2 separate regions of the Homo sapiens genome follow, and region 2 is linked to region 1. Evidence: chromatin loops called from intact Hi-C (ENCODE). Cell type or tissue: MCF 10A. All regions are shown on one strand. Links, peaks and the distances in the headings refer to the core of each region. The heading gives the core; the rest is flanking DNA.

Region 1 (5,000 bases), core at 1-5,000:
AACCCTTCTGCTAAAGAAAAGTAATCATGCAGAATAAATCTGTAAGACTGTTGAATGGAAAGAAAAATATCTGGTTCTATTTCTTTACACATATGCTGACTTCAATCTTAGACCATCATAAAGCACAGGCAGAACTTGAGCCTGGGGCCCCACATGGCAAAGTTCAGTCCTGTCAACACGGGCCCCTGAGCTTTTAAAGGCCTTGTTTGTGAAGATGAGTGTTCACACATGTACTTTGACTTGTATTTTTCTCAACCTTGAGAATTCTGGTTCCAGTGTACATGAGGTTTAGGGCTTTTCTGCCGAAGAAAATTAGAAAAAAAGAGTTGAGAAAAGTAAAGCTAAATACCAGAAACTAGTCCCAACACATTTTGTTGCTTATTTTGTCTCTGTTCCCCTGTCCCCCAACCCCTCTCTATATACATAAATATGGTGGCGGTGGTGGGGACAGGTAGGTAGAGACAGATCAGGAAACGTGACAGAGAGTGAGTTAGCATGTCCTGCTGGCACGAACCTAGCCTGGTGGCACTGAGGCCTCCAGCCTTGTGTGCAGAAGGAGGCCTCAGGCAACACCTGCACAGTCAGGGTGAAAGGAATCAAGACAGCCCAAAGCATCTTTTATCTCAAGAATCTATCTTTTTGCCATACAATAAGATGACTCCCTTGTCATTAATTCTCAAAAGAAATTAAATACTAAGCTGGAACACTCGAGGGAGAAAAGACTCTGAACTACTGTAAAGGTAAATAAGCCTACGAGTGGGTCACCCATCCACAGGAGTGGAGATGCTGGGAGTTGAGCAAAACAAGTGCAATCACACAGGCAGTAAACAGTACCCGCACTGCTCATTTGTATTCTTCCTAGTGTCCCTTTCTTTACTGTTTCCTAGGAGGAAACATCAACATTGTTTAAAAACTTTGACCAGCAACTATTTTCCTTATCCCATTTCCCTCCCACAAGATCTTAAATTCCTCCAGCATTAGCTCCCAGTGAAGAAGGCTTTTCAGGATCATAAACTCTGCAGTTTGGTAGACTCCATTGTGTTATTGAAGTGAAGTGTAGGGGCTCTTCAAGTTAAAAGAAAGAAATACTTACGAAAAACATACACTTGGCCAGACTGAGAAGTTCTATCTGGGAAGACTAGACTGCACAGGAAGGCATGAATAGCTTTTCAGAAAGAGGGAAGCTGGAACAAAGTGATGTTTCAAGGAGATTAACTAGGACATAGCTGCAGTAACAAAGATGTATGCAAAATTTATCAGTATATAGGTCTAGTCCTAGCAAAAATCTAGTCCTCAAAGAGCCCACATAACCCAGCACAAGGAATCTGAAAAGACTGATACCAAGATGCATCACTGAGAATATCAAAATATCTGTATCAAAGATGTTACAAGTTTCCAGGGAGTGGAGGCCATACACAAGGGCTCAGGAATAAGAACAACATCAGAATAAATTAGTCAAGTCAGGCCTCTGTGACTTGCGGTGTGAGTGTGGACAAACCCCCATTGTAACACAGGGATGGTGACAGCACCACCTCCAGAGCAGGTTACGGGTGTACATGAGACACTGGGTGTGTGACCCATAAATATTCTTGAGAAGGGGAGGAACACACCAGACTTTTTAGCAATAAAAGCTAAAAAGAACACCTTCCAAAATACAAGTGAAAATTATTTTCACACTTGAATTCTATACTCAAACTGTTGAGTGGATAACATATATTTTACAAAGACATGCAAAATGTCAAAAGATGTATCACCTTCCGTGTACCCATTCTCTGGAAGCTACTGCAGGACATGACTGACCAAAATGAGGTACAAAACAAAAAAGAACAAGAGAGAAAATATACAATCCATACAACTGGAGTCAGAACCTAGAAAGAGGCCTTGCACACTGCCTCTGCTGTGTGTCCGGGCCACACTAAAATGGCTGCCATTCCACAGCTGCCAGACCCTTCAGGACTCCTTAGGCCAGCACCCTTTTTCCCTTCTTGCTAATTTCATCTGCACCCTCCTCAAGTCAGCAGTGATGCTCCTAGCAGGAGGTATGTTTGTCATTGCCTCTGAGAGTCCACAGGTTAGATGCCATCTGCTGCTGCTTCCACAACACTTTAATTATATTTATGTCATGGGGTTGCACAATTCATGTTCCATAGGCCAAATCTTACCCGCCTCTTGATTTTGTAAATCTTCCTAGAACACAGCCACGCCCACTAGTTTAAGTATAACCTATGACTACTTTCCCATGACAATGTTAGAGCTGAGTGGCTAGGATAGAGATTGAATGGTCCACAAAGCCTAAAATATTTACTGCCTGGCCCTTTACAGAAAGAGTTTGCTGACTTCTGCTCTACTGCTTCACTTCCTAATCTTATAATTCTCCCTACAGACCGTCAGATCCTTGAGAGCAAACACATCCGAGTTCACTGTAACCCTCAGTGTCCAAGCAGTACCTGGCACAAAGCAGACACCAAAAACTCTAAGCCAGCTGGCTGAATGAATACCAAGGCACAAATTATTATATGCCCACACAGTATACTTTCATTGTTAGGCTGCATGCTAACCCAGGTACTGCCAACACTAGGAACCCAAGTTAAAGCTCTGGCTCCCAAACTGCACTGAGGCACCCCAAGACACCAAAGCAAACTGACAGAGCTATCACAGAATATCTAAGTTTTTGAAGGAAATAAAGTGACATCTGTCCAACACTCTGAAAACCGTTAGTTCAAGGTAGTCCACAGTTTCAATATTTGCTCATGCTACATTTTTTTGTGTGACATCGTATCTTTATCTTTGGTGAAGAGAGGGAGGGACTAGTAATTGCTGGGATAAAACACAAGTACTACCCAAACAAATCAATGTAGAAATGGAAATGAGGGTGCTGGTTTCCAAGATTTGGGAAGCTATGCAGTACTCAATAGCTTCACACATCTCATCAGTAATTAAGGTTTTTTAAGAATGAAATAAAAATACTACCATAGACCCTTCATATCCCAGGGTTCTGCAACCACAGATTCAACCAACCTTGGATTGAAAATATTCAGAAAACAAAACCAATAAAAGACAACAGTACAACAATAAAAAAACAGTAAAAAAAAAAGTACCGTTTAACAACTGCTTACATAGCATTAACACTGTATTAGGGATGATTTAAAGTAATCTAGAGATGATTTAAATCATATGAGAGGATAAGCACAGGTTATATACAAATACCACACCATTTTATATTAGGGACTTGGCATCCAAAGATTTTCACATCTGTGAAGGTCTTGGAACGTGCCCCCACAGAGATAGAGGGACAATTATATTTTTCCTTTTAAGTGGATACACGTTATTTCTTCAAACTGCTACTAAAGTGCTTGATCATAAATACTCATTAAATTGTTTGGACCCAGCTATTTCATAAAGAGAACTGTTAGGTAATTCTTTTGACTACAAGCATCATAAAAAACATTAACAAAACACGACGGGCACTGTGAACTATGACAGTCTGGGGACCTGAGTTAGAGGATAGCTTGGCTGCTTAGGGATTCCACTGTATCATACTTCAATATGCGTTCTGCATGTAGGAAAATAATATTGAAATTTAACATTTGCTACATTATAAAGACAAATCTATCACTGTGCATAATGCAGGATATTCATTCCCCAAAATAACTTTTTGGTCTATTATTCAAATAGAATAATCTTGTCAATTTTTTTTTCTTAATTCCTTTGCATTTCCTGGGAACTTTTAAAAATAGACTGTCTTCCAAAGTTTTTCTTTTTCAGGATCCTCCATGTCAGTTTTAGTAATCTCCATTGCAGTGTGGACTTCCCTGTTAATTCAAGAGCCAGTCCATTATGAACCTCAGCATGTCAAAACAAGTTTGAATACATCACTTCCATGCTTAAAATCCTCCAAAGGCTCTCCACTGTTTCAACACACAGTTCCAGTTCCATACTGTGGGCACAGCCCTTCGAGACGGCCATGAACCCCTTCCTCTCCATACCGCAGCAGCTCCCCAAACACTCCACATTCCCTTTGGTCTCAAGGCCTCTCCCAAAACCACTGCCTCCAATGGAGTGCCCCCTGCAATGTCTCCTATATTTCCCATTCTTCCATCTTTCGGGACTCACGCTATCATACTTTAGAGTAACATCTGACTACTCATATCCCACTTCAACTACGCTATAAGAGTGACTGGTATGTAACAGTCTTCAATAAATATAAAAGTCTACCAAACGAATGAACTTGTTTCTTCCCTTTTAACGATGAAGTGCTCTATTATTAAACAACCTGAAGAACATTCCTCCAATAAATCTTTAACATGCAGGAAAACATGACGAAAACTTATCTCTAAAAAGAAACAGGAACATCTCCATTTCCCAGTACTTCTCACTAATACCAAGGATTGTCTTTAAAAAAAAAAATTATTCTGTTGGGCCATAAATGGCATTTCTTTTTATTGCGTAATTAAAATATCCTTTCATATGTTTATTGATAATTTGCAATGCTTTATTTATAAGCTGTTTATTCTCTTTTGCTCCTTTTTCTAATTGGGCATTAATCATTTCCTTAATGATTGCTAAGAAAAAAAATCTTAATATGCATATTAACTCTGTTACATACATAGCAAATAGATTCCCCAATCGCTTTTACTTTCCAGTGAGTCTTTTGTTTAACTCTTACTAGATCAGATTTCTCTATTTTGTCCTTTGTGGTTTCTAACCATAAAGGTTTTTCTCATGCCGGGACTATGCAAATTGTCCTGATGTTGCCTTCAAGTACATTTAAGGTGTTTCACATTTTAAGCTTCATGCCATATAAAATTAATTTCAGTGTACAGTTGAGTCAAGGACCCACCTTTTCTGTTTCCCTCTAAGTGGTTACCACTTATCCCAACACCACTTATTAGGTAATCCATTCCTTCTCTCACTGACTTGAGATGCCATTCAGATTCTATTCCTACTTAGCTTCCTTGGTGGGACTCCTTAGCCTACTGCTCCTTCTATCCTTCACTTCC
Region 2 (16,422 bases), core at 4,426-9,425, 90 kb before region 1:
GGCCTGGTAAGTACTCAAGCAACCAACAAATACTGGTCATTATTATTCGTGGGGAGAAAAATAAAATCCATTAGCAGGTGCTGTGGGCTACTCAGTTTCCATCTTACCCTAGACTGAAAGCCAAGGCAGGTCATAGACCATGAGACCCTGCTGGACTTGCTTTCTGTACCTGCTTATGGGAAGCTGAGGACACGGCCCTGGTATCTAGAATAGGCTTCCCACATATATCCATCATGTTGGGCCTTCATTTTTCAGTTTCAGTGTGGCCTTTCCTGCCCAGGAACTTAAAAAAAAAAAAAAACAAGCCTGGAAGAAATAAAGCAATGAGCCTCTGAAGGAATGTGCACTGTCTTTCTTATTTCCAGGTTGTTGATTTTTATCAGAATTAGGGCTTAGAGGAAAACTATAAATTACAGGTAGGTATGTTGGTATATGGAATGGTAGGAGAAGTCATTTTGTCATTTTGCAGCAGTCTTGGAAAATATGAAAGATGCCAATTTGCCAGTTGGAAGCCTTAGTAGTATTTCTTATGTTTAAATGAATTTGAAATCTACATGGCAAATCTTCCTTGTATTTTTAACAAGGGAGGGTAATTGATTCATTTGTGAATTATCCTGATTAGAATCCTAACAAGCAAATTGCTGTTTAGCTAATAGGTTGTACTTACAGAGATTTAGCTGAAGAGTGGCTCATTCATTCAGAAAATTGGGTTTGGATTTCACACATCAATGTTTGAATTTACTAAGTCTCCAATTTTACCACAGGAGCATCCAATTTGTGCTTGCCGTATATCTAACATTAATGGTCAATATGTAAATCCCGGACTTAGATGAACATTTAGCACTGGAAATTAAAGGGAGAAAGAAAGGATAATGTGTGATCTTGTTAGCCCTCATTTCCTGCTGCAGAACATTAGTCGTAACAGGGATAAAGTGCTCACATTTATAGCTTTGTAACTATAGGTTCAGGTTCAATGAGAAGCAAATCTTACCAGAATGTTGGGGCAGATCCCAGTGAGCACCTGGATCTGGCAAGATCTGTGGGAATGGATGACGGCAGAGGGAACTGCAGGACATTGGGGACTCTTTTCCTGCAAAGCAGTCTAGAACCAAGATTGGAACCCAGATGAGCCAGCAGCCACCCTCCATGTTGAATTAGTATCAGATTGTGTTTTGAAATCAAGATACTGCTTCTGGGAAGATGGCAACCTTTCCAAATCCTGGGAAGGTTCATATATCAGAGGTATGGCCCCTATCCCATAATTTCCTTTCCATCATAATGACTGGAGAGGATTAATGGGGCTCTGCAACAATTTTTCCAGCTCCAGCAGGTACCAATTGTGGGCAGTTGCCATGCCGACTGCTCTAATATTGGGGAAAACATTTAGTCCCATTGTAAAGATTGGAAAGAAAAGGAAAAGAGATGGGCGATTATGTTGTTCCATAGAGATGCAAGAGAATACATAGAAAGTTTGCGTAAATCCTTGGTTTGAAAGACCAAGAATGGTGAGAAGCCATCCTTGGTTGTCAGAAAGAATCCTGTCTCATCCAGCAAGGTGATTTTTAGCCTCATATATTTAAAAGTTGGGGTTTTTTTCTGCCTCATAATCAAACCATGTTTCAAAACAAGAGCCTGTTCCCAGTATTCCTACAGAAGTTAAACCAGTCCTTTTACATGAAGCAAAATGGTATAGAAATAACCAGCACCAGGGCTCATCCAATCCATACCAAAGGGCACCTTCTTTATGAGGAATTTTGTTTTCTGGATCGTCAGTGAGTCTGGGTCTTTTTCAGCCTCATCAGAGAGTGTGGCAAGTGAGTTCCACAAGGGCCGTAGTTGGACAATTTGACACTTGTTCCCACCTCTTGGTAACCCAGGAGAGCAGGGGCCAGAAACTCAGACAAATCCTGGAGCAGTTCCAGGCACTTGGACTACATGGTGGTTTCAGGGCCCCCGCTTTTCCCTGTGGGGTTGGGGGCAGGAGCAAGAGAGCCTGACCCAGACCAAGGGGTGCACTGAGCTCCCACTGAGCATCTGAGATGCTCTTGGGATGCCACAGGCTTCCTGTAGCAGTGGCCACTGCAGAAACTCAAACCTGTCTGTCCCACCTGCAAGACCCACCAGGACAGGAGAAGCCAGAGGTTCTTCTTACTCCCAGCTGTGACTTCAGGTGCCAAGAAAAAAACATAAGGTTTGACCTTGGGGGTCCCCTTGCCTTCCATTTGGTGGTTTCAGTTTCAGGCATCTTCTCCACCCCATGCACTACCCCAATACCTAGGCCCCCTTTTTTCTCAACAAGGCCTTCCCCATCAAAAATTACTTCCATACTTAGAGATTTCTTTCCTTTTTTCTTTACTTGCATCCAGTGGACCCATCCTGTGTCCCAGTTCCTCAGAGCTTGTGTATCTAAGTAAGTTACTAAAATGTTCTAGAAGAATTTCACAAAGCTCATGTAAAAAACTAAGTTCTGAGGAATATGAATCGCTGCTTTGTACACACACACACACACACACACACACACACGCATTCACGTACACGAAATGGGAGGAGGCTTCTATGGTGAAATACATTTGGATAATCCTGAGTAAACAGACAATTCTCTCTCTTCTGCAGAATTTCTCAGAGCCTTTGCTATGCTCTGAGCGTCTAAGAGGTGAGTACAGGACACAGATGTTTTCTCTGGGTTCTCCCAGTCTATAGTGGACAAGTCACCTGGGAAACTAAGCTTTGGCCCTTGCTTCCCTTCCCTGTGTTTCTAGAACAGCTTCAATTCAGACTGTGCAGGATTCCACAGGCCACTAGATGGCGGTGTTTCTCTGTAGCAGGTGGCCCCGCATAAGACAGAGCCAATAGCTGTTGAGACAAAGCTAGGCCTAGCGCCTGTACTCATCAGGGGCGCACAGTCCTCAAGTAACCAGTGCTGCCTGATTAATACTGACCTACCACACATGCAACATTTAGGGCATTTATGTTGTGTTTACTTGAGTCACATCATGTTCCAGGGTCTGATTTGGGTGATTTTGTTTGTTTGTTTTAGGTCCCAGTGTATATATATAAAAAAAGCTTCTGTAAATATAAGAAAACTCTGTATATAAAACCACAAATTAATAAAACACATAAATTATGCATGCTAAAGGGAATTTCTCTTTAATATAATTTAATATATTAAATGTTATGTCATTTATTATATTAAAAATTAATATACTAAATTTTTATATTTAATATCAATATATTATTTGATTTAAAATATTAAATTATATTAACATAATATGTTAATATTTAATACTAAATATGAAATTTTAATATATTAATTATTTTAATATTTTTAATTTAATATATTAAAATATGTTTAATATATTAAAAATAAGTCATTTCAAATTAATTGGAAAAGAGAGGTTATTTAATTATTGTTACACAAGTAATTCGGTTGTTATATAGGAAAAAAATTTCAATTGCGTTTATCTTACAGATGAATTAAAGAGTGAAACATGCAAACATACACATTAAACAAATACCCAGACTCTTTTCGCTGCAGTCCTTCAGCTAATGACCATGTTGGCTGTTCCCAGTCCCTCATTCTGGTCATTTTCTCTTTTAGTAATTGGAACTTGTAATAGCACAATTCTAAGATGGTTGCCAAGATTCCTGCACCTTTGTTAGGGAACCAGGAGCATAGGAGAGCCAGGGTGACAACATTAAAAAAAAAATCAACTCCATCTTAAAACTAGCAAGGTACATTCCTTGTCAGTCACATGGTCATATAAGATGTCTATGGCTAAAGAAGCAGCTTAGTAATGTCTGCAAAGACAAACCCTAGGACAACCAAACATTCAGACGCCCTGATATCGCATAACAATATATACTTTTAAGATGATTAGAGTCAGGCCAGGCGCAGTGGCTCATGCCTGTAATCCCAGCCCTTTGGGAGGCTGAGGCGGGCGGATGACCTCAAGTCAGGAGTTTGGGACTAGCCTGGGCAACATGGTGAAACCCCATCTCTACTAAAAATGCAAAAATTAGCCAGGTGTGGTGGTGCATGCCTGTAATCCCAGCTACTTGGGAGGCTGAGGCAGGAGAATCACTTAAACCCGGGAGGCAGAATTTGCAGTAAGCCGAGATCGTGCCACTGCACTCCAGCCTGGGTGACAGAGCGAGACTCTGTCTCAAAAAATAAAAAATATAAGATGATTAGAGTCATGCTTTGATGTATTTATGCACTAAAATGCGAAGGATAACTTCCTTTAGAAAACATTTAAACCAACTACATGAGCCAAATTCAAGGGGATTTCTTTTCTGTGGATGGTATATCATTAAACACCCCCAGAATGGGAGATCTGGGGGTGTTTAGTATAGATGTTGCTCTTTAGATAGTTGAAGGGCTGCTAGTTTAGGGAAAGGTTTTGTTTGTTTTTCCTTTGTGGCTACCGTCAGCATACTATAATAAAGATCTCTGTACCTAGTAGAATGGTCCAGCACGGGAGCGTGCCACCTTGTGGAAGAGTGAGCTGCTCATTGTGGGAAGTGTTTGCTCCGGCAGGATGGGCATCCATCAAGGATGCTGCTGAGAGGAGCCCTGGTTGTTGGGGAAGTTAGCCTTCCATGCCCACAGGGCCCTTTGCTTTGCTAAGGTCCCGTGAACGTGGGAAAGAAACCGTGGTCCCTTCAACTCTTTTTTTTTTTTTTTTTTGAGATGGAGTCTAACTCTGTCACCCCAGGCTGGAGTGCAGTGGCGTGATCTTGGCTCACTGCAGCCTCCGCCTCCCAGGTTCAAACTATTCTTCTGCCTCAGCCTCATGAGTAGCTGAGATTACAGGCATGCCCTACCATGCCTGGCTAATTTTTGTATTTTTAGTAGAGACAGGGTTTCCCCATGTTGGCCAGGCTGGTCTTGAACTCCTGACCTCAGGTGATCCACCCGCCTGGACCTCCCAAAGGGCTGGGATTACAGGTGTGAACCACCACACCTGACCAACTCTTTATAGTCTATTGGGAATTCCAAGCTCCTCAAATGGAAAATTTGCTTTGCCTGGACTGCAGGGCTTCTGGCTTGGAGGCTGCTGTCCACTGGGGTGTTTTTCTGTGTGTGTCACCATATGGCACAAGCTTTTAGATATAAATGTAAGAAAATGAAAAAAACACATTTCAACTAATCAGTGAGGCCATTGCCACAGAAAAAAGGCAATGTAGAAAAAATTAGGTATACTGGAAATGGTAGAGAGAAGTGGGGAATAGGAAGAGATTTGTTAAAGGATACAAAATTACAGGGAGATAGGAGAAATAAATTCTGGTGTTCCACAGCACTATAGGATGACTATAGTTAACAATAATATATAGTTTCAAATAACTGGCAGGAGGACATTTGACTGTTCCCAGCACAAAGAAATGATACATTTTGAGATGGGATGGATATGCTAATTACCCTGATCTGATTACTATATATGTATCAAAACATCACTATGTACCCCATAAATATGTAAAATTATTATGTGTCAATTAAATTTTTTTCAATAAAATAAAAGCAAAAAAATTAGGTATAGGGTTAGGTTAAAATATAATCATGTTGGCCAGGCGCAGTGGCTCACACCTGTAATCCAGGCGCTTTGGGAGGCCCAGGCAGGTGGATCACCTGAGGTCAGGAGGTCGAGACCAGCCTGGCCAACATGGCGAAACCCCAACTCTACTAAAAATACAAAAATTAGCCAGGCATGATGGCACATGCCTATAGTCCCAGCTACTCAGGAGGCTGAGGCAGGAGAATCGCTAGAACCCTGGAGGCAGAGGTTGCAGTGAGCCGAGATCGCGCCACTGCACTCCAGCCTGGGCAACAGAGCAAGACTCTGTCTCAAAAAATAATAATAATAGTAATGTTTACAACATTTAAACCAACTACAAAGAGCCAGAAAGGGCTCAGTGGTCACTTCAAGCTCTGATGATTTTGGATGTGATTATTTGTCCCTATATATACTCACTTAAATGAAGCATAGTTTGACTATTTTTTATTCAGTGGTGTTATTTCTCGAGGGTGCCTCTGCCTTTGTTAATCAGAAAATAACCAGGGGTCTGGAATCTTGCAATGGGGGGTGGCGTGGGAATGAGGGCGATATTTTCCACTAGGGAGAGAGAAGAGGCAGCTAGCTGGCTTATCATTCCTTTTTCACATGCAGCCTACAGCCAAGAAAAGTAATAATCATTGACAAGGTAAGTAACTCTTGAGCAAGGAGCTGTTTCTCTAGATTTAAAAGAAATGCAGATTGTCAGTTGAAGGTGAGGGAGCCTCAGAAGTGTCAGACAGCTGATTCTAAACATCTTCTTGGTCCACCGCCACGCCCACCTTCAATAAGCCGAGAAGAGGTGAGGAGGCGGGTGGCTGGGTGCCAATCATGCTGAGGAGAGATTTCCAGTGGTTCCCCGCGGGGCTCATATTCACATTCCCTAAGAGGACGTTCTGGACTCTCGGGCAGAGCTTTGTGAGAGAAACAAGGCTGGCTTCAAGTGATCTGCAACCAGAGTAATTGGGATTTGACAAGGACTGTGAAAGGCTGACTCTCCCTGTTCTCTTTCATGCTGGCACCGGGCAGAGTGTGGGAACTACTGCCTCAATAGTAAGTACAGTAAGTCCTGTGAGAAACTGCGAGAGCGCTCTGGGCTGGGGCAGGCCAACCGCATGCAGGGGGACCCGGGGTGAGTGGTGTGGGAGCTGGGACATGCCTACGCGTGGTGGGAAGCCTCCCCGCCGGCCAGCCAGAGGACACTTCTCTCCTGAGCTGGGGGCTGAGCCGGCAGCTGCTGGGGGCGCCCACAGACCCCCTCGGAAGCTCATGTGCAGAGCCGATGTGTGGCAGGCACGTCCCAACCCTTGCAAGGAGTTCAGGGGAAAGATGGCTGTTGGCCACAGGCCCACCGCCACGGGCCAACAACAGCAGGGACAGGCCCTGGCGGTACCTCTCCCCCGTGGGGGTGAGCCAAACCCACCAGGGACTCCTTGGTTCCGTTTAGCTCCGGGAAGGCCTCCCCCACCGCTCAGCTTGGATCTTCTCTCCTCCTTCTCCCTTCCCAGCCATGGTGTCCTGAAACGAGGGGCCGGCTGCCCCGGCTGAGAGCTTCCTTCCACCTCCTCCATTTTTGCAGTTCCCTGCCGCTGTATCCTCCTTCTCCCTGGCCTTTCTGTCTATTCCTCTGGGTCTATTCCCTCCCCTCCTTTTCCGGCGCCGCCTTCTTTCCTTTTCTGTTTCCCGTCCTTCCTTGCCCGGTGGCTGCCTTCTCTCCCGGTTGTCTTCCTCGGCACTTTCTTTCCTCCTCTTCTTGCTGCAGCGTCCCTTCTTTCTCATTCATGCCACCCGTTTTCCTACTCGGCTCCTTTCCCGTCCTCTTGCCATTTTGCCCCCCAACTCTTTTTTCCTCCCTGTTTCCCTTCCTCGTCTCCTCTTCCTCCTACCTCCCTTAGTCAGAAGGGAGTGGCTGGGGGTGCAGCCCCAAACTAAGTGACAAGAGCCTTCATCTCCGGCCCTGCTAGGTCCTTGCAGCCTCAGGCCCTCTTCCAGGGCTGTGCTGCTTCAGAGAACCACAGAGCAATTTCTTGGGTAGTTACCTCCAAAATTGTCTTTTAAATTTTCTGTTTCGTCCTTTGCTTTTCTTGTTTTCTTTCCTCTCTTCCTTTCTTTTTTAGTTTTTATGAAAGGCTCTGGGAAGCTGCCAACATAGGGACTTGTACTTGGGGGCCCATTGTCATAGGCTTTGCTGTTTCCGCTCTTTTTTTATGTTTGAAGGTTAATCTGTACGAATTTTCATAGTATCAAATAATTCTACATTTCCTCTCTGGGGTGGAGAGTCCTTCGTTCAGTGTCTTCTTTGCACCAACCATGTATTTTCGTGAAGCTATAACGTGTTTTATAAACCTTCTTATTCTCCCTCATTTTGTACATTTCTTTGAATTTGAGATTTATTCTACCTTAATTTCTTTAAACCACCATTTCTGTATCTTTCCAAAGAGGAAAGAGATATTGCTGTTATTTCTCCAGCAGAAATCCCCTAGCCTCATCCCCCGTTCATGACATCACACACAGCTACTTAAACTCTTCTTTTGCTAACTATGTGTAAAAGGGTAATTCCTCAGGAAAACAAAGTGATGAGAGTTTGGGAGGAAGAAAATGCATTTCTAAAATATTGGAAAGTTGAGAGGGGGCCAGAAGCCAGAATTAAGAAGAGCTGGTCAGTTTCAAGGCCTAGTGCTCTCTTAACTACGTGATCTCAGGCAAATCCTCCATGCTTTCTACTCCTCACTTTCTTCTTCCATAAAATGAGAATAACCAACCCTTCCCTTCCCCCATACTACCTGCTACTTCATGAGATTGTAGTGAAGATCTTGTGAAATAGACCAGGCACAGTGGCTCATGCCTGTAATTCCCAGCACTTTAGGAGGCCGAGGCGGGTGGATCACCTAAGGTCAGGAGTTCGAGACCAGCCTGGCCAATGTGGTGAAACCCCATCTCTACTAAAAATACAAAAATTAGCCAGGCTTGGTGGCAGGTGCCTGTAATCCCAGCTACTTGAGAGGCTGATGCAGGAGGATTGCTTGAACTCAGGAGGTGGAAGTTGCAGTGAGCCAAGATCGCGCCATTTCACTCCAGCATGGGCAACCAGAGCGAAACTTTGTTTCAAAAAAAAAAAAAAAAAAAGATCTTGTGAAATACACTGGAAAGTGATCAGAAATGCGGGAGTCCAAGCCTCATTCATAGTGCTTTAGAGTCTCTCGAAGTCCTAGCTTAAAAGGTTCTGCAGCAAATTAGCTTTCAAGAATCCTAGTGGGCCTTATTTAGGGATTTGTTTTCTCTGCCTCCCTAGGAGAACATCTGGGGTTATCCCCAGCTGCTCCCCACATGGCCCAAGAGCTGCTCTTTGGCTTCCAAGAATAATTGGGAACAGTTCAAGTTTCAGCACATTGTGAGGCCTTCTCAGCAGCGCTGAGGCCAGAGGCAGGGACAATACTTCCCCAGGAGGGAAAAATGGGGGAGAAGCCAACCCCAGGCCATGGGGTTGGGCAACTGTGAACCTGGCCAAATATGCGTGCAGCCGAAGGGAAGGGGCTGATGAATTGTTAAACATCCTATTTCCAGGAGCTGGGTGTTTTCCTGCCATGTGTGTGAGTGCAGGGGTCAAGAGAACCACATACTATGTAACCTCCTTTTTCTGTTCTGTCCCAGCGATCATAGAAGCCATTGAGATCCCGCAGTTTATCGGCCGCAGTTACCTGACGTATGACAACCCAGATATCTTGAAGAGGTAATAAGCTTCAACAGGCACCTTCCTCAGCTTTCTGGGGGTAAATTTCTCTATATCTTTCTCAGGGCTTTTTCTTATATTTCATGCCAGAAGATAATTCTCAAAGAAGACCATTCAGCCATGGCCTCAGGGGAAAAACACACACAACAAGAAATAAACATAGAAACTAGAGCAAAATAAAACAAAAAACAAACTAAACTTGAGAAATTGACCTTTCAGATAACCCTGTTACAAAAGATCCAGTATCTTTCTGGTCAAAGGGCCTGGAGAGAGAGACACGACTGGTCCCAGAGTTTCCAGTATTCAGGCTTCGAGAAACAGTGAGAATGTGATGTTCCTGAAGCCTGAGTGATGACTATGATTCTGTGAGCAGGGCAGTTCCGTGCTGTGCCGTGGCCAGAGTGTGCAGCTCTGACCTGGGCCAGCAGCAGAAGGACAGACAGATCCAAGCCCATTCCCTGCTGAGTCCATACCTACCCTGCGTCTTCATCAGCAAAGGTCTCTTGTCCTCTTCAGGCTCTGGCCAGTTCAGTGAGAGGCTTCTCAGCTCTCTTCATGTGGATACAGGGAAATGCCCAAGTCACAGCCATGGCATCTCACCCCTGGTGGCAGAAGTCCCAGCCCTGGCCTGGAGTCCTCGCTCTTGGTTTGGAATAGCCTTTGACATGGCAAAATCCTCAACTCGGTCAAGCTTGTCTTTGGCACTTTCAGTTTGCCCCTTATCTCTTTCTTTCCCTTCCCCAGTTCTTTGTGGTTTCTAGTGTGCTATTCCCCTTTCTGCTCCCCACACAATCATTCTGGGATTTTCCTTCCTCTTCAGATTGACTGCATCTTAACACACAAGGGCAAATCTTTAAGCGAAAGGCATCCAGTTCTTAGGGTGGAGTTTGGTGGCTTTTCAGGGAACAAAATGTGGTTGGGAGGAATTCTCCTAGGGCATTGGATGTCCCTGGTAACGCCCAACACACACCAGGCAGACACTGCTTCACTTCTCTAATCCCAGGTTGTATTAATCTACGTTGTCTTGGCATGGGGACTTAGGTAAAATGGATTCCCAGCCAAGAGAGACCGTCCTCCTTCTTCAGCCCTTTCTCTCCAAAGATGGAAGGTCATTCAGTCCCTAGAAAGCAGTGACAGCGTGAAAGGGGCCCAAGCCTTCAGTCTCTGGGGGTTAGTGAGAGACCACTAGGTGGTTTGGGGGAGTAGAGGGGCTTGATGAGAGCAGGAGACATGAGGCCCAAAACCACAGCTACCTCAAGGGCCATAGTGTGTGTGTATGTGTGTGTGCGCATGCATGTGTGTGTGTGTGTGTGTATGTATATGAAAGTATAAATGCATGTGTGTGAGGCTGCAGGTAAAAGTCAAGTTCAGGGTCTATTTCAGTCAGATATCTTTGGTGCCAAGTAACAGAAAGTTCAGCTTAAAATGCCTTACCCATGAGGGATATTTACTATTTCATATCACAAGGAGTCCAGACTTACACTGGATCTTGGGTTGATTAATTAAGAGAAGCAGCTGTACCCTCAAATATTCCAATCTCATCCCTATTTCTTGCTTGCTGTCCTCAGCGTCTTCTCCAGAGGCCACTCCCCAGCTGCCCATAAGCTGCACATAAGATGACTCTGACTACATCCAGTGGAAGTCCAAAAGACTTTTTTTCTCATATGACTCTTTTTAAAAGAGAAGGAATTCTTCCCAGAATTGTATCTCATTGGACAAAAGGGATATGATTGTGTCTCTTCTGTGCTGCCACATGCCTGCCCCTAAACCAATCACTGGCAAGAGAAATGAGAACCTCTTGATTGGCTTGTAACCAATCAATATACCCAAGGCAAATGGGAGAGGGAAGGAACCTGAGCGAAAATCTGGGCAAAGCAGGTCTCTAGGGAATGGGTCAGTGCTAGATTGTGCTGAACCTGGCCTGGGGGGCCTCGCTCTTCCCTCACTGTTCTGAGGCCCTGCATGGGAAATGCAAACTTGGTCTCTTCCTGACGAGCTCAGGCTCTGGGAAGCCTAGATAATAGTTCCCTCCACTGTTCACGATTGAGGACACTGCAGACACAGACCCAGGTGTGTGAGACAGACAGAGGGATGGCTCAAGTGACTAGAGAATGGACAAAGAAACTTTTCCAATGACATTATGCTAGTAGCAATGTTAAATTATGTTTCCTCCTATCTCACCCTTGATTCAAGGACCTCAGCCTTCCTCTTTTCTCTGTGCAAGATGAAACACTGATCACACTAATAAGAATGAATTTCTGAACTAGTCTATTCCCAAGCATTGCTAAGAGCATGTCAGCCTGTGAACCTATTCCCAGCCGTGGCTATAGAGCATGGAGCTGGCCTAGCCTGAGCACCCCTCCTTTCCTCGAAGCTTCCTGTTCTTCTCCACCCTGGCTCTGCCTCAACACCACTCCAGACCATTCACTATCAGGCCTTGTTCCTTTGTCTGAGACGCCATCGCTTGGGTATTTTCCCTGTCTAGACCTTGTCCCCAAGGACAGTCACCGGCCAGAGCTGGCCATCCACAGCCGTGGTCCTAGCCCAGAGTGGCTGCCAATTTGAACCTCTTGGTAATTAGGAAACACACTTTCTGTTGGGGAATGGGGCCCCTGAGTAGTAAAACAGGAAAGAGAAAAGAATGAGGTGTGTATGGGGGTGCAGCCTAAGCTGTGACATTGGCCATAGTCTTGCTAATCTGTCACTCAGCAAATGCTCTCTGGTGGGGTTCACAGTGCTTGGGGAGAGAGACTGCTGCTGAGTGAGCAGTCCAGACCTTTAGACCCGTGGTGCGACTCGTGGTAATGAAGTAAGTGTCAGAAAGTGCCAGACTATCCTTACATCTGGTTCCTCAGGGCTGGCAGACAAAACTGGAATTACTCGGAAACAGATGTTGGTGGTTGATTTGGTGGACTTATTTGTGTATTTCCTCCAGGGTGTCAGGATCAAGATCAAATGTGTTCATGAGGTTTAAAACAACTGCCAAGGATGGCCTTTTGCTGTGGAGGGGAGACAGCCCCATGAGACCCAACAGCGACTTCATTTCCTTGGGCCTTCGGGATGGAGCCCTCGTGTTCAGGTAACCCCCTCTCCATCTGCCTTCAGCAGCACCTTGCGATTTTCTCAGACATTGCAGATCATGCCAGAGTGATTCAGAAGGGAGCCAGAACACAGTCTGCTGGAATTGGCTGAAGCCTGAAGCTTCAAGGCTTATTGGAAGCTCCTGGTCTTTCTTTCCAACATTCATCTTATAGAGCAGCAGTCAGCAAACTATGGCCTGCAGGCCAAATCTGACCCACCACTCTTTTTTGTAAATAAAGTCTTGCTGGGGCCGGGCACAGTGGCTCACGCCTGTAATCCTAGCACTTCGGGAGGCCGAGGTGGGCAGATCATTTAAGATCAGGAGTTTGAGACCAGCCTGAGCAACATGGAGAAACCCCATCTCTACTAAAAAATACAAAAATTAGCCGGGTGTGGTGGCAGGCACCTGTAATCCCAGCTACTAGGGAGGCTGAGGCAGGAAAATGGCTTGAACCCATGAGGCAGATGTTGCAGTGAGCTGAGATCGCGCTACTGCACTCCAGCCTGGGTGACAGAGCAAGACTCCATCTCAAAAAAAAAAAAAAAAAAAAGAGTACAGCAGTATTCCAACAGGACTTTTTTTTTTTTTTTTTGAGACAGGGTCTTGCTGTTGTCGCCCAGGCCAGAGTGCAGTGGCGCAATCTCGGCTCACTGCAACCTCTGCCTTCTGGGTTCAAGTGATTCTCTTACCTCTGCCTCCCTAGTAGCTGGGATTATAGCACGTGCCACCATGTCTGGCTTTTTGTATTTTTTGTACAGACGGGGTTTCACCATGTTGGCCAGGCTGGTCTCAAACCCTGACCTCAGGTGATCCACCCGCTTCGGCCTCCCAAAGTGCTGGGATTACAGGCATGAATCACTGTGCCTGGCTTGTACTCTCTCATTTATATATTGCCTGTGGCCATGTTCATGCTACAATGGCACACTTGAGTAGCTTCAATAGGAACTGCATGGCAGAGCCTTAGGAATTGACCGTCTAGCCCTGTGAGGAACAATTCTGTGCCCTTGTTCTAGTGTGTTACTGCTGCATGTTCCCTACTCATAAATTAGGAAGGGGCAGAAAGAAGACTTGGATACTGCCAAGCACAAAGGCCAAGCATAGAAGTGAGTACTCAGCCTAAGACTCAGCAGCTCAGGGAGGTCTAAAACCCTAAGCTCCAGGAGCCCTGACTTTAAATTCTGACTCTGCTCCCTGTTAGCTGTGTAGCTGTGGGAAGGAGAATCCCTGCTTTCAAGTCTCCTGCTGCCAGAGGAACAAAGCACAGATTCATGTCTCAATAGATCCACCCAACATGAGAGTTTTGTAAATACTTCTTGGGTGTTACCGATAACGCAGTGCCAGAAGTTCTTCCCTCTTTTAAGTGAATTTAGACTGTTTCCAAATTTGTCAAATGCATAGCTATGAAGTGGTTAAAGAATTACCTGAATGAGTTCTCCCCACTCTTCTTACCAGATTGGGTGAAAGCTGAGCTTCCAAGGGGCAGGGCCTGTCTCGTGTAATATCAAAACACTTCTCTAGAGATTGTCATGGCACATCCTCACATGAGGTTAGACATCGCTCATCTAGACAGTGGCTTTCCAAGTGTGGTCCCCAGACCAGCAGCCCCAGCATCACCTGGGAACTTGTTAGAAATCCACGTTCTCAGGCCCCAACCTGATCTACTGAACCAGAAACACTCTAGGGGTGGGGTCCAGCAATCCGTGTGGTAACCGCTTCCCCAGACGATTCTGATACCCTCAAAGCTTTGAGTTCCATGGGGGAACTCATTTCTTGGACTTCTACTTCTTAATTCACCCTCTGATGACTAGCTCAAGTGTTTGCTAAATGATATGAAAGTAATTGAATTGAAATAGACAAAGCAGGGATCACTAAACAGTGGAGAAGCTGAAGACTTAATTCTGGGGCTTCTGTTGGTCCTGTGCTAAGATTACTGACAGCCCAAGTAGGATAACAGAAATCTTTCTGTTTGAATAAAAGGCATTTTGAGAGGAAATGTCACTTGTCCAATGTTATGCTATTCCCTAAATAGCAGAGCATGCTAAGTGACTCCATCTTATGATTGTTGGGGACTTTGGAGACTCATATGTAGTTGAGGCTGGATGCTGGCAGGTGAGAGGCAGCTTCTCACCATCTCTGCCTTCCTGTCCTCCGTAGCCTCCCACCCATTGCTAGCCCAGAGGTTGAACACGGAGCTCTTCACACCCTATTTCAGGCTGGCTGCCTTGAAGCCATTTTCTTATGGTTTTCCTGTGGTTAACCTCATCAAGGCCTCAAGTACTTGATTGTGCCCAGAAAAGAGAACCGAAACAGAAGCTCAGCTGTGGGTGGGATGGTCCAACTTCCCCCTAAACTGCCAGCTGAATCTATTCACCACCCATTCTACTCCAGTAGGGAAACAGCTCCCACCAGCTCCCATGCCCAGCCCTGGAGAGCCCCCTCCCCTCTCCCACCTGCTTAGGATCCTTCAAAGAGCTCTGCTTTATCCTGAACATACTTCTTGTTACCATTTCTTTCTCAGGATTCTGAAAATTGGCCCTCTGTTTTTCTTCCAATCCTGGAGTTCTGATTGTGATCTGTGTAAGACACACTGCTGAACCCAGGCCGAGGTCGACTTCTGTGCCTGCTCTGGTCCTGGAGCCGCCCCATTGCTGCCACTCTGTTCTTCCTCCATCTGGGCTGTTATCCCACCACATCAATGTCCCCGATGCTGATGTAGGGAAGCGTACCGGCGGGCTGGGGACAGAGAGGAATTCCAGTGTAGGCCAGTGGTTTGAAGATGTCAGCGGTGTGGTGGGCACCGGGTCTGATTAGAAACAAGCACCCGGGTGTTTCCGGGACCCATGCCCTGAGAAACAGGGTCTGAAGTGGCTTTGGAATCACACATGCCTGATCCCCCACGTGGGCTCATGAGTTACCTAAATCTCAGCCTCTGTCCCCTCCTTGCAAAACGACAGGGTTCGCTGTAAAGATTAAATGAATGAATTCATGTAAGGGGTTCAGTGTGGGGTCAGGTGTAGCTAATTAATGATAATGATAAGAAAAATTATGATCCTTGCTCAAGCATTTTCTGAGTCTTAGAAGCCTTTACCTCAGAGAGAGAACACGTAGTTATTATTAAAATGTAGTTCTTATTTTTATTATTGTTATTGTTATTTTTAATAAGTCACGGGCCCTGCGCCCAAGGGGCACAGATCTGTGCAGTCTGGAGAGTGAATTGTTCTACAGAGCAGACAAATCGTTCTTGAGGTTTCAGTGTTTGATCCAGGCTCAAAGCAGATGGAAGAGGAACCCTAAGATAATAAAATATAGTCCCAACTTTCATGACTTTCTTTACCTAAAAGCTGGTTCTTTGGCTAATTTAGTGCTCAAAGGCTTTCTGCCAGAGAATAGGGAAAAACAATGGGATTCTAAAAATGTATATATGTATATATATTTATAGTTTTGGTGCAAGATTTAGCAGAAAAAATAAGGAAATCAAAGTGCTCAGTGAAAATGAGTGTGTTTTTCTGTTTTCTGTTTTGTTTTTGTTTTGTTTCATTTTGTTTTGTGATTGTATGTGGGGCATAAAACCTACCACCGGTGGGGTTTGTGAACATTGCTTGACTGTTCACAGTGAACACTGCCCGCTTAGTTTCACCTCATCACATCTTCATGCAACGAAGAGGGGGAAGAGACTTGACATTAGCAAAGTGCCTTGTGCTACAATTTAAAGGGGGCATGATTAAAAGTGCCACCACAGGAAAGCAGGAAGGTGGCCGAGTGGTTTCCAAAAGGCCTCACCTGAAGGTATTTCCGGGTGGCCCACCTTGGTGCTCTGGCTCACAGCCTCTAGTGCACACCAAGCTGAGTGGCTCAGAATAACCCATCATGGCAACCAGGTTCCCAAGACGTGGGTAGAGAAGTTAGACATACATTCTTATATCTGTTTGTTTCTACATTTTTATACTGAGGCATACCTTCCATGCCATGCACACCTGTTCAGTGTAGAGCTTGATACATTTAGAATATGTAAACACTGAATCACTGTCACCCAGAACAAGATATAGAACATGTCCACCACC

The links. Hi-C counts contacts between places; a loop is a spot of excess contacts. Peaks named below come from ENCODE experiments on the same cell type or tissue, not always from the same donor. Only the 100,000 strongest peaks of a DNase experiment are listed, where the experiment ranks them.
Region 2: a loop joins it to region 1, with 4 times the contacts of the local background. A loop is called at or near these places in 9 of 110 quality-filtered maps.

Annotation. Positions count from the first base shown.
Region 1 is chr5:38,533,271-38,538,270 of GRCh38, forward strand. All of the region lies in intron 1 of LIFR (LIF receptor subunit alpha), which reads right to left. Among named protein-coding and RNA genes, the nearest start is that of LIFR, 21 kb to the right of the region's middle. In MCF 10A, for the core only: no CTCF peak of the experiment used is centred there; a DNase peak (open chromatin) is centred at 2,171.
Region 2 is chr5:38,439,101-38,455,522 of GRCh38, forward strand. EGFLAM (EGF like, fibronectin type III and laminin G domains) reads left to right here. Exons shown (of 22, transcript NM_152403.4): 18 at 9,201-9,279; 19 at 12,215-12,358. The region is part of intron 1 of EGFLAM-AS5 (EGFLAM antisense RNA 5); the gene reads right to left. It overlaps LOC124900965 (a long non-coding RNA gene), which reads right to left and starts at 7,146. Exons shown (of 2, transcript XR_007058738.1): 1 at 6,973-7,146; 2 at 5,980-6,497. RefSeq lists a silencer at 2,903-2,952. In MCF 10A, for the core only: no CTCF peak of the experiment used is centred there; DNase peaks (open chromatin) are centred at 6,381 and 7,201.